Linked DNA regions of Homo sapiens: region 2 is linked to region 1. Evidence: chromatin loops called from intact Hi-C (ENCODE). Cell type or tissue: heart left ventricle. All regions are shown on one strand. Links, peaks and the distances in the headings refer to the core of each region. The heading gives the core; the rest is flanking DNA. Region 1 overlaps MARCHF3 (membrane associated ring-CH-type finger 3). Region 2 overlaps MARCHF3 (membrane associated ring-CH-type finger 3).

What was found. Peaks named below come from ENCODE experiments on the same cell type or tissue, not always from the same donor. Only the 100,000 strongest peaks of a DNase experiment are listed, where the experiment ranks them.
Region 2: a loop joins it to region 1, with 2.1 times the contacts of the local background. A loop is called at or near these places in 1 of 110 quality-filtered maps.

Annotation. Positions count from the first base shown.
Region 1 is chr5:126,930,412-126,934,813 of GRCh38, forward strand. All of the region lies in intron 1 of MARCHF3 (membrane associated ring-CH-type finger 3), which reads right to left. Among named protein-coding and RNA genes, the nearest start is that of MARCHF3, 98 kb to the right of the region's middle. In heart left ventricle, for the core only: no CTCF peak of the experiment used is centred there; no DNase peak of the experiment used is centred there; H3K27ac peaks cover 321 bases.
Region 2 is chr5:126,994,848-126,999,249 of GRCh38, forward strand. The region is part of intron 1 of MARCHF3 (membrane associated ring-CH-type finger 3); the gene reads right to left. Among named protein-coding and RNA genes, the nearest start is that of MARCHF3, 34 kb to the right of the region's middle. In heart left ventricle, for the core only: no CTCF peak of the experiment used is centred there; no DNase peak of the experiment used is centred there; H3K27ac peaks cover 706 bases.

The DNA of each region.
Region 1 (4,402 bases), core at 137-4,136:
GTGCCACTTGCCCCTGCAGACCTCCACTGTATCTTATTTATGGAATACATCTGAAGGTGGCCCAAGGCTGTGGAAGGGGGTCAGGAGAACTAATGCCTCTGTAGACTGACTACTCAAGGTCATCATGCCTGTATAGCTCAGGCTTTCTGATCCAACAGGAAGCCATTCCCACCCAGAAAAGCCTGCAGGTGCCATGTGGCAGAACCATACCCTGCTCCAGCACCATGCTGGTGACACATTAACACTCGGGGCAAGCTTCCACTGTGGGAAGGATCTGTGTATGCACGAGAAACATTTCCCCTTCCTTCTTCTCACTAATAAGGGTGAAAACATTTAGGCAGTTCATAGGTATTCCCCACAGAGGCATTTATAAGCCTTCTTTAACAGTGGCTGACAAGTGTCTCTGAGACTGACAGCAATCCAGGGTCTTTCTTTTTTGTTCTCTAAGAGCAGGGGCATTTTCTGCCCATGATTGCCTTGTTTTAGTGACATGCATCTGTCAGTTAGATATTAAAACAGAGTAATAATGGGAAGATAATATGCTGGCTCTGTCCACATACTTTGAGAGGGAAGCATTCATGAAAAATGTGTATTTTGGGAAATCGAGATGCTCATGTGCCCATCTGCATTTCTATTTAGTTTGAAATTGAGTGTAGAATAGCAAAGCAGTGAAAGAACAAATAATGTAGGGGTGGACTCTGAGGAGATTCTGAAATGGTTCTGCAGACACCAGTGTGGGGCTTGTTGCTCTAAGAAGGAGGGGAATGGGTTAGGAAATGCATGCCAAGGAGGCTGGCCAGGATGAAAGTGGTTTTTGTTGTAGTTGTTGTTGTTTTTTGGTTTTTGGTTTCCCTAGAATGCATTGAGAGCTGCTGAACCAATGAACCAGCAGGAAACAGCTTCCATGACTCTGTAAGTGGAGGACTTTCACGCATTTTGAAAAAGAGCAAATACTTTCTTATAAAGCCAAGGTGAAAGGGAAGTGCACACTATAAATAAACGAATACAAGCAATTTGGTTCCCAAAGATCTTTCTAGTAAATGGTTCTGTGCTAGAAAGTAATATTATTACTCAGATACTTAGATCTCTAGTCATATGTTTAGGTCCTGACTTCTTGGCTAGTGTAAATAAAAGCATATCCTCTAATACATACATGAATACACACACACACACACACACACACACACACACACACACACAGGCTCTATAGAAGGCCATCTTTATGCTAGCAATTCGTTGTAAAATCTCATCATCCTAGACTTGACCACAGAGCCCAGTGACTACTAAAGTATAATCTCTACCGCAAAGTTGTAACATGAGGATAACAGAAGGAAAATAGCTGCCATTATATTGGGTGGGAATAGTCAACTGGACTAGAGTAGAAGCCAGAAATCACTAGCCTCACCAGTAAAAACTGTTAACAATTTTCTTTTTAAAAAGCAAAGCGGGGGAAGGCTATTTGGTGATAATAATAATAATAATAATTCAGCATGTGAGCGTTGGAGTTAGATACCTTGGGTTTGAATCCCTTCGATTTTCCATCTACCAGTTATGCCTCCTTAAGCCAGGGATAAAATAGTGCCCATCTCAGAACATTTGAGGATTAAATGAAATAACATATATAAAGTGCCTAGCACAAAGCTTAGCACACAGCAAACACCACTGGCTGCAAGGATTGTGTTAGGGCCACAGCAGCCTCAAATGTTTCCAGGGTGCCCTGTTGCTTTTGCTATTTCTGTTCAAGCCAACAAACATTTATCACTATACTGACATTAACATGAGAGGCAGAGTGGAGAAGCAGAAACAAAGCTCAGGAATCAGACACATGGCTGTGAGTACTGGCTTTTGCCACCAGTTACTAAAGGTACAACCTTGGATAAGTTATTTAACTTTTCTGTATGTCAATTTGCCCACCTGTGAAAAAGGAGAAGGTGACTTCCTCGCAGTCATTATAAGACTTTAAATTGTGGTTTTAAAGCCCACAGAGTCTTTAAAGTGTCTTACCCAGTGGGTGCTCGCTGAGTGGTAGCTCTCATCATTATTAGAGTATTATAGAAGGCTCAGGAAAGGGACAGAGGTGGGCCTCTTGAATCTTGCCACTGGATGGCATGATCCTGGGCTGGGGAGGATGGGCCAGAGCTTGTCATTGGAACAATGGGGTAAGTAAGACTGAGGACACATACGAAGGCACAGTGGGAACCTAAGGAAAGTAGGTGTTACTGGAAGGTGAAGTATGCAGAGAATATTATCTTAAAATACAGCATCAGTACAATATGGAGTACAAAATTGTCTCCCTTTGTTTTTGGCTTCAAGGGGTAAAATACGGGGCTCTGGGGAGCTAGGTGGGCCACTATAGCTCTAGGAGCTTTCCATTTATCCTCCCCAGGTTTTCCCAAGAGCCAGGTACCATTTTGGCTCCAGAATGAGGTAGCTACTCTGAAGCATTTTGTACAGATACAGAGGAATGAATGGTCCTATTTTTTTCTGGGGAAGAGATATCTTTTCTCCCCTTTCCTAACAACAAAGGGAAGAATCAAACTAAATTTGTACTTCCATTTTCATCTGCTGATCCCAACACTTCTAGAAACCAGGGACTCTCTTCATCTTGTTTACGCAGAGCTCAGCACAGGACCCACTTAGATGTTTACTGGGCACATAGTGGGAAATGTATGGTTTCTAAAAAAATAAAATAAAACAAAACAGGGACATACTAAAGTGGAAATTTACTACTTTTGGGTATCTGGGTCATAAGGATCTGGACATTTGAAAGAGGCCAGAATACACTGTATCATGATTTTTATTAAGTTCTACTTTCAAGGTTACATAAAATATGCATCCTGTTCAGTAGCGGAGAAAATACAACCAAAGCTAATCCATGATGATAGTGCATATATACACAAACAAAGCATGCTGATGTCTCTAGCCTGGTCTGTTCATAAACTGGACTCATTTCTTAGATTTACAACGATAATCACTATGGCAAATTCAATAACAGAATTTTCCGCTGTATGCCTGTCATTCTCTTTGGTATCTCTTTTTTTTTTTTTTTTTGAGACAGAGTCTCGCTGTGTCGCCCAGGCTGGAATGCAGTGGTGCGATCTCGGCTCACTGCAAGCTCCGCCTCCTGGGTTCACGCCATTCTCCTGCATAAGCCTCCCGAGTAGCTGGGACTACAGGCGCCCACCACCACGCTCGGCTAATTTTTTGTATTTTTAGTAGAGACGGGGTTTCACCGTGTTAGCCAGGATGGTCTTGATTTCCTGACCTCGTGATTCACATGCCTTGGCCTCCCAAAGTGCTGGGATTACAGGCATGAGCCACTGCACCCAGCCTCTCTTTGGTATCTTTTTAAAGCCCTTAAATGCTTTTGATTTACATAAAACTAAAAGCTGGGAGAATTAAAAATTACACAGATAATGAAGATGAGTTCCTAGGTGAATTACCCATTACTGTGGAGGTTTTTGGATATTTTCATTAAAAAGAGTAAAAAGGCCATCTAAAGATACTTGTGTATCTACAAATGATTGTAAAGTCATTCTCTTTATTTCTTTCCAACTCCCATAAGCCTCTTTTATTAGCTTCAAGGAATGAAGCTCCAATCTGCTTCAGTAAACTGCATTATTTTTTAAACTACAAAAACATACGCGATTTCTTTACATGAGCAATCTTCTTTAATGGCAATGCAGTCATTGGGAAGACTGCATTCACAGGAATAGTTTATAGAACTTCCCTCCACCTGACAGAACCTCTCTACTTTCTTCTTATTTATTTATTTATTTTTTTTACAATATTATTAGGACCCATTGCTTTTTCACAAGTGCTTGGCATATAATGGGCACTTAAGCATATTTGCTGACTCACTAAATGAATAAATACACTAGCTGGATATCAAAATTTATATCCAGGTTAGGTGACACAATCACAGGGCTAACACAGACCTCCTATTTAGAAATACAATATCTTCTATCTGACTTAACTTCTAAGCAGTCCAGTATTAACTGCTATTTGATGGTAGCCTCTATTTTTTTTTTTTTGCATGAATTTTGGATAATCCTTATGTTCATTACCAGACTTGAAATCAGGCACTCTGATCTAGGGGTTATTTAGGAAAATTAAGAGGCAGGCCATGAATCTGAACTCTTAACTTAGTAATGGCTTGCAAGCATCTCTAAAACAAAGCATCCCTAATTCCCTTCCCTACTTGCACATAAATCTCTTTAAGTTGGTATGGAGAATATTGTTGAAAAAGAAGATTGAAAGGAAGAAAGAATGAAGGAAGAAAGGAAGGAAGAAAGGAAGGAAGAGGGGGAAGAAAGAAAAAGAAAAAATAAATGACGAAACGAGTGGATACAGAGCCAAAATAGTCCCATTTTTCTATCAATTCAGGACATGTTGAAAGTGT
Region 2 (4,402 bases), core at 290-4,289, 65 kb after region 1:
GCCTTCAGCCGGTGGCCGAAGGCCCAAGAGCTGCTGGTTTGACTCCAAGAGTCCAAAAGCTGAAGAACTTGGAGTCTGATGTTCGAGGGCAGAAAGCATCCAGCACGGGAGAAAGATGAAGACTGGAAGACTCAGCAAGTCAAGTCCTTCCACCTTCTTCTGCCTGCTTTATTCTTGCTGCACTGGCAGCTGATTAGATGGTGCCCACCCAGATTGAAGGTGGGTCGGCCTCTCCCAGTCCACTGACTCAAATGTGAATCTCCTTTGGTAACACCCTCACAGACACACCCAGGAACAATACTTTGCATCCTTCAATCTAATCAAGTTGACACTCAATATTAACCACTACTCTTGGTCTGGTAGCACTCTCGAGATAGCACCCTGTTATTCTTGGACACACAGTTTAAAAAAGCACTAATACGTAAATCAATTGAGCCAATGTACCAGTGTGCAACTGGATGTTTTCAAGCCTGTTCATGAGAGCTTCTGGCATTCTGACATTAAGGTGCTGTTTATTTTGCAGGTTGTTGCACATGTTCCTATCTTGCTTTTCCTAGAGTTCTAACTGCCTGGGTGCCACTGCTTTCATAATCCTTGGAGTCAAGAAATTATTTCAGACTGATTATTAAAGCCTGCCATGTGTGTTTTCTATGATGAAGCAAAGTAATCTATTATTCTGACTGAACATAATACAGAAAAAAGAGACTTCCCTAATTCTGTGATATTCTCATAGATTCCTTTTACAGACTTATTTTTGGCTGAACAATATTCACATCCTGGGTATTCAAAGATTTTTGTTTAACTTTCCATTTGATGTCATGACCATTATGTACTGTCTCCACTTTGAATGTCTGTGACTTGCAACTAAGTTTTATTTTTCCCTGTTTTTCTCCCAATAAACAAATCAGCCAAACATTTATTAAGAATTCACTAAATGGAAATGAATGCTAAGGGCAGGAAGAATGAGAAACTCAAACCCAGCCTTTTGGCATTCTACTAGACCTACTCAGATAACTCGAATGGAAGGCAATGTGTGATGTGTTATAAACACAGGCATAAATACACTGCTAAGGCAGTAAGAGGGAGAGGAAATTGGAACAATCTGGGAAGGTGGAATTTAAGCTGGGTCCTTGAAAGATGAATAAGAGGTGAGACTCCAGACATTCCAGGCTTAGGGACAATTTTGCACACTTTTGAGTGCAGATTTGTTAAAATCAGTGAACATCAGCTGGCATCCTGGAGCCTGAAAGCCACGAGTATTTGAAAATATTTTTGAATTTCAATGTCTTCAGGCCTCAGGTCTCTCCTTTTCTCCATGAGTCCCACTGTACCTCTAAAGTTATAGAGGAAAGAGCAGGAGAGGAAAGAGCAGGAAAGTTATAGAGGAAAGAGCAGGAGAGAAAGTGCTCCAAATGTTGCAGCACAGTCAGGATGCATGGAGAACAGAACCAGTTATCTGATTTGGCAATTAAGGAATCATTAAGCAGCTTTGATAGGAAAAATGTTAGTAGATAGTGGGCAAGAGATCCAGATGCAAATAGGTTGGTGAGTCACTTGTACTTGCTATAGCTTCACATATTTAGTCTCCCACTTTGTGTTGTCCATTAAAGCATTTCAGCTGGGTCCCTGGTTTAAATGTATTGCTTGTGGGCAATCATAGGGTTAGCAAGAGTTGACTGCAAGGAAGGAAAAAAAAAAAAAGAAAGGGAGAAGAGGGCACACTGGTGGCAGGCTTTAAGAGGGGTTGCAGCTCTTCTTCAGTGGGGATATGGATCTAGGATCTTTAATCCCTTTGAGGAGTGGTATTAGCAAAAAGCACTAATAAGGAATGCAGGAGAACCATCAGTGTAATATTATCGTTACCGAGAAAACTGGAAATCACCTAAATGTTCATCAACAGGGAACTGATTAAATCAATAATTGATTATTTATACAATGGGGTACAACAACGCAAGTAAGAAAAAAAATAAGCGTGAAGAGATAGAAAGATCTCTAGGATAAATTATTTAAAAATCAGAGCGCAGAAGAGTATATGTAATAGGCTCCCATTTATGTTCGCATATATATACAAACTTCTAGGAGGGTGCATACAAACTGTTAACATTTGTTATATCTGGGGAGTGAAAAATGAGGATAAGAGAAAGCAAAAATTTTACTTTTGAATTTATACCCTTAACAAATAGTTAAAAGCAACTCATATGATGACAATGAGTAAGTATTAAAGAATACTTACAGTACTTCCCAGGGCTGACCTGAAATTTAGTATGAGGACAAGCAACTACTGTTATAAAAGGACCAATAGATACCAGATGTTAAATTTAACAACTATTAAATCATTTAATTTAGTAAGTGGTTACTGAGTAGGTTACTGTCCAATCCTTAAGCAGCTGTCAATAGAGTACACGGACAAGTTAATACAAAGAGAAAGGTAACAGATATGATGTGAATGCATGGGAAAGCCAGGTAGTCAGAGAAGACTTCTTGGTGGAGGTGGGGATTAGGGTTTGGATGGGTGAAGCAGAAGAAACACAGAAAGAGCAACAGAATGAGAAGACAAGAAAAAACATGGTGGGCTTTTCAACGGACATGGAAGGGAAGTCAATTTGGTGAGGACTTGTCTCAAAAGGGATGGCAGAATGCTGCCTGAGGGAGGCTGGACCCCCTTACCAGGTAGAACTTCCTCTCTAATCCATAGGCTTTCGATCTCTCCCTATCACTGATACCCCAAGGTCGAAAGGACTGGGTCCTCAGGCCAGTCTGTCCTGTAGATTCACATCTTGTTTCTAATAGAAACAGTAGAATCATCTATTCAGTTATTTTTCTAAATTCCAGTTTACTCAAAATGACTGCATACTTAATTTTTTTGATAAGGCTATGCTTTTCTGCAAATCTCTTCCCCCCTTAAAATTACATTAGATAAATAATAATTCTCATTGCCCATTTGGTACACCTGGTCAACCTAGGCTTGCCTGCTACCACTATTGGGGAATTAACCATTTGTGCTATAGTATTAATATAGCAAAGAAACATAGCCGGTTGTTTTGGAGAATGACTATATTAAGCCTATTGACTGTTTATCACTAGAAAGAAAATATTGAAGCACTTTTATTACAGAAGTCCATTGGAGGCTATAGGCAGTCTAAGAACAACTGAGGAAATATTAAGAGAAAAAAGAGAATATTACCCTATCACTAAAAACTCTCCTGGCTGGAATCATAAAACAATCTGTTCAATGGCAGGAAATAATATATCTCACAACATGGGAAATCTTGGGTCTTGGAGAACTTTTATCTTTTATTTTGTCACAAGTAAATTAGAAAACTCCATGTACAAGGGGAAGAGAGGATTATGAAAATACAAAGGCAGTGTCCAAGTGGCCCATGTGGCAGTGGGTGAGCTGTACAACCAGGAATCAGCCAGGACCATCTGCTGATCAGTAAACAGAAAGTGCTGACTTATGGTGGACCAGAATTCTGCTCTAGTAGCTAAGAATAAAACACCAAGTTCCTGGTCCCTTTTCAAAGCACTCATTGGCTTTCTTCAAGTTGGAGAATATGCTCCAGCTTGGATCAAGAGTGAAACTGGAGAAGCTACACAAGATGGGCATTTGGCCTTTCACCAACATGCTTGTTCCTTGACTTGGCTCTCAGCAAACCCCATGCAAACATTCAGCATTTCACGGCTGAGGCCACACACAGAAGCCATCAGGTGGAGACAGCTGCAAATGTACTTTCTCACACTCACGCTGGGGAGAACAGGCAGGGAGGTGGGGTAAGGGAAGGTCAGGAGCAGGGTAAGAAGGAGGCCACCTCATGAATGTTTTAAAATCCTTCCCAGGTAGCCCACAGATGTTTCTGTGGCTACCAACCTGAGAAAAGCCATCTTTTAAACAGCAGAAATCTCACTCGTTCCCCTGTCCCACTCTCTCCCTGTCAATCCCCAGGACATGCCACAATAAGTTGAGAAGCTGTAAAGATCTGTGGTAAAAAGAAAAAGCTCCAATATGTCTGTGGATGTTACCTAAAGAAGCCCCGAAGTCAAGGAACAAAGTAAAAAACTGTGACTAAGAGTTGGAAAAAATATTACTACATGCCACAAGACATTAGGAGGAAAGTATGTGTGCCAAAAATCCAGAGAGGCTCCCAGAAAGTTCCCTCTCAGCAACCCCTCTCAAGGAGAACCAACTTATTGTACTTTACACATAATTGCTTTTCAGGTCTGCCTCACAAATAATTCCTTGGTGAATACCTAAGTCAGCAAAACAACAGGAATTTTTATACTGATCCTATAATACTGGCAGGGTGGTGAGCTGCAGGGCTCAGTTGGGGCAAACACATAAAAAATTGCCAACTTGCATAAGAAGTTTTTATCTAATGTAGATGATGCAGAAAATGTGTCCATT